Regions from separate parts of the Mus musculus genome. Here region 1 is linked to region 2. A link is a contact called in ENCODE Hi-C or POLR2A ChIA-PET data. All regions are on one chromosome and are shown on one strand. Each heading gives the region's core, a stretch centred on a gene start or an enhancer-like site at or near the end of the contact. The rest is flanking DNA. Distances are from core to core; before and after follow the strand shown.

The links. A loop is a pair of places that touch in the nucleus more often than their neighbours do. ChIA-PET counts read pairs that join two places held with the same protein, here RNA polymerase II (POLR2A).
Region 1: a loop to region 2 is called in a map of gastrocnemius, with 2.5 times the contacts of the local background. The contact joins the enhancer-like site here to the promoter of Hmgb1 in region 2. A Hi-C loop is called at or near these places in 1 of 37 maps with a recorded cell type or tissue (gastrocnemius). POLR2A ChIA-PET finds 5 or more read pairs at or near these places in 1 of 5 experiments (Patski).

The regions. Positions count from the first base shown.
Region 1 is chr5:149,151,612-149,154,736 of GRCm38, reverse strand. The region is part of intron 1 of Mm2pr (macrophage M2 polarization regulator); the gene reads left to right. Gm42788 (predicted gene 42788) reads right to left here. Exons shown (of 2, transcript NR_137278.1): 2 at 1,197-2,729. It also overlaps the pseudogene Gm8615. Among named protein-coding and RNA genes, the nearest start is that of Gm42788, 8.9 kb to the right of the region's middle. Within about 2 kb of position 1,801, at least 1 of the 3 ENCODE cell types and tissues checked has a DNase peak (open chromatin) inside an H3K27ac peak, as active enhancers do.
Region 2 is chr5:149,051,621-149,054,438 of GRCm38, reverse strand. Hmgb1 (high mobility group box 1) reads left to right here and starts at 1,382. Exons shown (of 5, transcript NM_010439.4): 1 at 1,382-1,539.

The DNA of each region.
Region 1 (3,125 bases), core at 552-3,051, 100 kb before region 2:
CTTGTTCTCTCTCAAGATTCCAACAAGAGAAAAGTGGAAAGGCCTCCTGCCTGAGCTCTGTTTTCCTCAACAGATTCTTACACACTCCCTAGTAAGGAGATCCGCGTGGGTCACAGACACGCTATGATTTCAGTGTTTTTACCCAAGGTGGGGAGCTGACATCTGCACATGCGCTGTGCTCTGCGGCCTCCTCAGAGCTGAGTGCCAAGATTATACACGCTACTGCTCTCTCCTCGCTTAACTCACCCCAGCACTCCCACCTTCGGGTTTATATCCTCTGTCCTCAGCATCAGAACTAAACCCTTCACCCCCCTGTCCTTCAGGCTCCCTTCCCAGGCTCCTCTGCTTGGCCTTGCTTTATCTTCTCTGCCTCTGTGGAGTAGTCGCTGCCTCCTTCTCCGTCCTTGTGCCTGTCTGAAGCTAGAGCTGCCTATTTCCAGGAGAGGTCTTTCAGAACATTGCCCAGGCCCCTCCAGAAGTACTGTGTTTGGTACCAGCATTTGTTTGTAGTTTTTATATGTGATTGTGCTATTGTTCTGTGTTAAGCTAATGGATCAATGGACTTGTTTACAATGTGATATTTTCTATTAAATTTAATATTTTCAAATAAAAAAAAAAGAAGTAGTTCTTTATTTCCAAAGTTCAAACAAATAAACAAACAAGAAACGCACCTCAGGAGAAATGAAGGAATGTATCTGTAGGAAGGCTTTTTTTCCCCCTTCCTGTCTTTACATCAGCAATAAGTAAGGCGTTGGGTGGAAAGACCAATAGCCAATCTGAAATCTTACTTCCTTCATAATACACAAGGTCACCTTTTTACTTAAGGTTTGTTTGTTTGTTTGTTTGATTGATTGATTGATTTTGCTCCTCTCCAATTGATTCCTTCCATTCATTTCCATTCCTTCCATTTTCTGAGGTGTTGCTGGTGTGTGTGTGTGTGTGTGTGTGTGTGTGTGTGTGTGTGATTAACAAACTATAAATAAGTACTTATTCACTTGAGGCAGGTATGATACTTGAGCCAGCATTGGAGAGCTGAGACGGAGGAAGGAGAGCTGGGTACAAGCCTGGCTACAGAGCAAGACCCTGATAATTAGCTGTACTACCCTACAAATCACGTGCAATATTTTCAACCCATATAGTGCAGTGAGTAAGGTATTTCACACTTCAGCCAAACACACACATACACAGATATATTTAACTTAAACAAAAATGGTGCCGGGCGTGGTGGCGCATGCCTTTAATCCCAGCACTTGGGAGGCAGAGGCAGGCGGATTTCTGAGTGCGAGGCCAGCCTGGTCTACAAAGTGAGTTCCAGGACAGCTGGGGCTATACAGAGAAACCCTGTCTCAAAAAACCAAAAAAATTAAAAATAAAAAAAAAATGGTGAAGTTTTCTTCTGGTGTTTTTTGTTCTTCTTTTAAAATAAAGATGGATCCTGACATGTAGTTGGGAATATAACAATTTAATATATAACAATATATCATATTCTGTATGAACTGTGTAGTTCATACTCTGTATGGCAGTGTGGTACACAGTCAGATTCTCACTTTTTGTAGCCATTCTATAGACTAATTGAATGTAAAAGGAAAAACATATTGAGGTCCTATTACTATCTGGCATATAGTTCCAGGTTCCATGATACCCAGAGCTAAGCGAGATTCAGCCCTTGCTTTTGGACTCAAATGGCAATGACAGAAGATAGTAACTTGGAGCAGGCACTGCGCTGTCGGAATAAACAGTGTGTGCCAGCAGAGGAGCGAGCAGCTTGTTCTCCCAGAGCATGACCTGAAAGGGCTCGGTAGCACAGAGACTCGGGAACGAGGTCATACGCACCGAGGGAGAATTTTCCAGGGTGAGAGAGAAGAGATTCCTGGCAGAAGGAACTCTGTATACAAAGGCAAGGAGCTGAAACGTGTGGCCAGGGCTTAGGGACGCATGGAGAAATCAGGTTCGGAACCCAGTTCTCTTATTACAGGGTAGACTTTATTCTGTAGTGAGAAGCCTAAGGAGTGTGTAAGATGGAACATCTGCGCGCTCACACTCGCACGCAGGCACCCATGCGTGCATGTTTGGAGGTCAGAGGGCGGTCTGTGGGAGTTGATCCCCTCCTTCCGCCACATGGTTCCCGGGAATCGAAATCCTAAGGCTTGCCAGAAGTGTATTTATCCTCTGAGCATGTGGCTGGGCTCCTCTGTCAGCTAATTAAAGGGTGATTACAGGCAGGAGATTCTTTGCAACTGCTTCCTGTGGGAAGATGGTCTAGGTCCCAGAGTTGTGGTGGTTACTTCTCTTGTTACTTTGACAAAAATAGCAGACAAAGCAACTCCTAGGAAGAGAGGCTCGTTCTGATTCACACTTGAGATTTACTGAGCATCAGGCAGGGAAGATGGGCTGGCATGGCCCTGTTCACGGATGAGCCTGCTCGAATCTTGACCAGCCAGGAAGTAGAGAACTAGGTCAGAAGAAGGTCCACACTGCATCCCTCAGATGCCTGTCTACAGTATCCTCCATCCATCAGTGAGGGTCCCTGCTGTCAGTTGGAGACCAAGTGTTTGAACATATGAGCCTGTGGAAAATATTCCATATTCAAGTCATAGCAAGAGTTCATTTCCATTCTGTGTCTGGCATTTTCTGATGTTTACTGGATTTACACGGAATTTCTTCTTCTTCTTCTTCTTCTTCTTTTTTTTTAAATGAAGAATGGGTCCTTGATCTTGAAGAGTTTCTGTCTAGTGGGAAACAGAGACGCAAGTTACTTTAATAGTGTAATGGGTGAGAGTTACACTGCAGGAAAAGAGCAGAGAAGCCAAGCTGAGACAATCAGGCCCCTTTGGAAGGGGATGCATGGGTGGATCCTAGGAGAGCAACAGGAGCTGGCCAGGGGAAGCAGCGGGCAAGCCTGGGATGGGAGCCCAGGGGTGAGTAACACTGGTGTGAAGTGGGGGGTTTGATGGGGTTCTGGTAGTGCAATTTGAAGGTATATTCGGAGCCTCCAGGCCACGCTAAGGTTTTGTCCTGTGGTGGGGAGATCATTTGGGTGTTCAGTCATGGAAATGGCATGAGCAACTTAGTGTCTAAGCTTATTTTGATAATGTAACAGTAACAGCTGGGCTGGAGAGCTGGCT
Region 2 (2,818 bases), core at 133-2,632:
AATCCATTACATAATAGGGCCTCAGAAGTGGTATAGAAATGAAACCCAGAATCTATGACTTGGATGTTTTGACTTGGATCAAGTGCATTTTGGAGGAATTCTTTGTTTCTTAGTTGAGAAGTGTATAGGAGCCAGGATTTTAAAAAAAAAAAATGGGGGACATTTGTTTTGAAGTGAAGAGAGGTGCTGTGCTCACCAGAAAGAAAGAGCTGTTAGATTCATCAAAGATTGATGGAAGCCTGTGGCCTTTAGAGCCAGCCTGGCTATTTTTCTCTGCATACCTAAGAATGATCAGCCAACTTGAAGAGCAGGAAAAAGCATGGCCTGTGGGTTTGGGCCCAAGCACTCTCCGACTGCTTCTAATCCCTCAGGTAACAGTAGCCCTAAATGTCTGGTAACCCTAGAGCAGGTACATGTATGCACTAAGTGGTGTGATCGGAGGCAAGATAGCAATCACAAAGATTCATTTGATTCTAACAGTAATCCACACCGAGTCACAGAAAACAGCGTCTGTGTGTGTGTGTGTGTGTGTGTGTGTGTGTGTATGTGTGTGTATGGGGGTGGGGCAATGAGGTCTTTAAAGAACTTGCTAATTCTAGCTGGGCCCCCCCCCAAACATTTTCTGAGAACAGCCAGTATCAAACCCCAGTGGCTGTGCATTAATTCCCTGGTATAAGGCTTTGGTGTCCGGGAAGTTCAAAACAGTGCTTTGTGTCTCACCAAAAGGAAAAAAAAAAAAAAAGTTCGAGAAGTACTGGGGGAAACCCGAGCAAACCCAGAAGAAGGGGTGCAACTGGACGCCTGCTGGCGGGTGCAGACTAGGCTTCTGGGCAGGGTGGGCACGTTAGGCGGGCAGTCCCGGGGAGGGGTGTCTTGTGGTGGGCTGCAGCAGCACGGCCGTCCCGGAGCCCGCAGAGGCCCCCGTGTTTGGGCCACAGGCCCCCCCGAGCAGTCACCCCACTCGGGGAGGCATCCCCAAGCACGGGCCGCACATCCCAACGGCTCGGGGCGGGAGCGTGGAGCGGGAGGGGGGGCGGGCCTGCGGGGAGGCGCCCGGGCCTGGGGACGCAGCCGTGGCTGCGGCGGAGCCGGGCCCTGGCCGCGCGCGCCGCGGCTCGGGCGTGGGGCTGGCTCGGGGCAGGCGCAGGCACAGAGACACCATAGAGCTCCGCTTTCCCGTAGCAGCTGCTGCCTCTGCCGCTGCCTCTCCCGCCTCAGCCTCTCGGCCCGGCACACACACACACATTCAGATTTGCGCGCTGTTTCAATCCTCGGTGACGTGTCCTCGCAGACAGCCAATGGCGCGCGGGCTCTGGTCAGGACAATGGGAGGGAACGGGCCAATGAACGGGCCTGGTGAGTTGGCGGTAGCCAATAGGAGGCGCGCTGGCTGGAGAGTAATGTTACAGAGCGGAGAGAGTGAGGAGGCTGCGTCTGGCTCCCGCTCTCACAGCCATTGCAGTACATTGAGCTCCATAGAGACAGCGCCGGGGCAAGCGCGAGCCGGACGGGCACTGGGCGACTCTGTGCCTCGCGGAGGGTGAGTGCGGGGCGGCGCGGCGGCGGGGAGAGCGCCTCGGGTAGCCTGGTCGCCTGCGCGGCGGCCGGATCCCCGCGGCCCGGAGCCGGCGGGTCAGGCTCCACACAAAGGCAAATGAGGGGGGACCGTGGGGGGAACTGCGCACGGAGCGAGGCTCCGCCGGCCGCTGCCGCGAACGCTGCCCCGCGCCGTGCCGCGCCGAGCGGAGCCGAGCCGAGTCGCGGGGCCTCAGGCGGCCGCCACTTCACACCCGCGGCGCCGTCCGCGCTTCACTGGCGCAAAAAAAAAAAAATTTTTTTTTTGTTTTGTGTCTGCCTGTGTGTGTGTTCGTGTTCCGGATTATTTAAAAAAAATTTTTTTTCCCCAAAACGTGTTTGTGGCCCCCAGGGCCGAGCGTTTCGGGCAGGCGGCGTGCGCGGAGCGAGCGAGCCGGCGGGCAGCGGCGCTTCCCCGCTGTATGGGCGGCCGCGGCGGGGAGCGCGGGGCGGCGGGCGGGGCGCCGCTGCGGGCGAGGGCGGCCGCGGGTGGGCCGGGGGCGGCCGTGCGGGGCGGCTCGGGCCGGGTGAGGCGGCGGGCGAGCGGGGCGGCCGTGTGGGGGGGAGCGGCGCCGCTGCGCTCGCTGGAACATGGCTGACTCGGCCGGGCGCTGCTGGCTGGAGAGAAAACAAGGCGGGCGGGCGGGCGGGGGAAGCTGGGCGCAGCAGTTCTGAGGCAACTTTTTTTTTTCCCCCCCTCTCTCCTCTCGCTCCCCTCTCTTCCTCTCCTCTCTCTCTCTCTCAGTCTCTCTCTCTCCCCGGCCCCGCGTTCTCCGTGCGGGGGCGGCGGGGCGCGCGGAGGGAGACGGCGCGGGGGCCGCGGGGGGAGGGGAGCCGCGCGCCCCCCGCCCCTCCCCCGCCGCCATGGCGAGTGCGCCAGCGCCCCGCCCGCCCGCCGCGCGCCTCGGTCTCCTCGCACACTCACACACACATACACACACACACACACTCACACGCGCGCACACACAAAGGGAAGGAGCCATATTCTCGCTCGCGCTCGCCCTCGCGGCGGCGGCGCAGGCGGGGAAGACGCGCAGCGGCCATTCCGTGCGCCCGGCCCTGGCGGCCGCGGGCGGAGCCAGCCCCCATTTCGAGCGGCGGGGCTTCTTCTCTCCTTGCTCCGGGGCCCGACAAAATGGGGGCGGCGGCGGCGCGAGCCTGCGTGCGGCCTTCCGGGCGCACGTGGCGGCCTCGGGCCCGCCCGGAGCCGCAGCCCCCCTCAACCTCGGGCCAAGTTGGGAGGG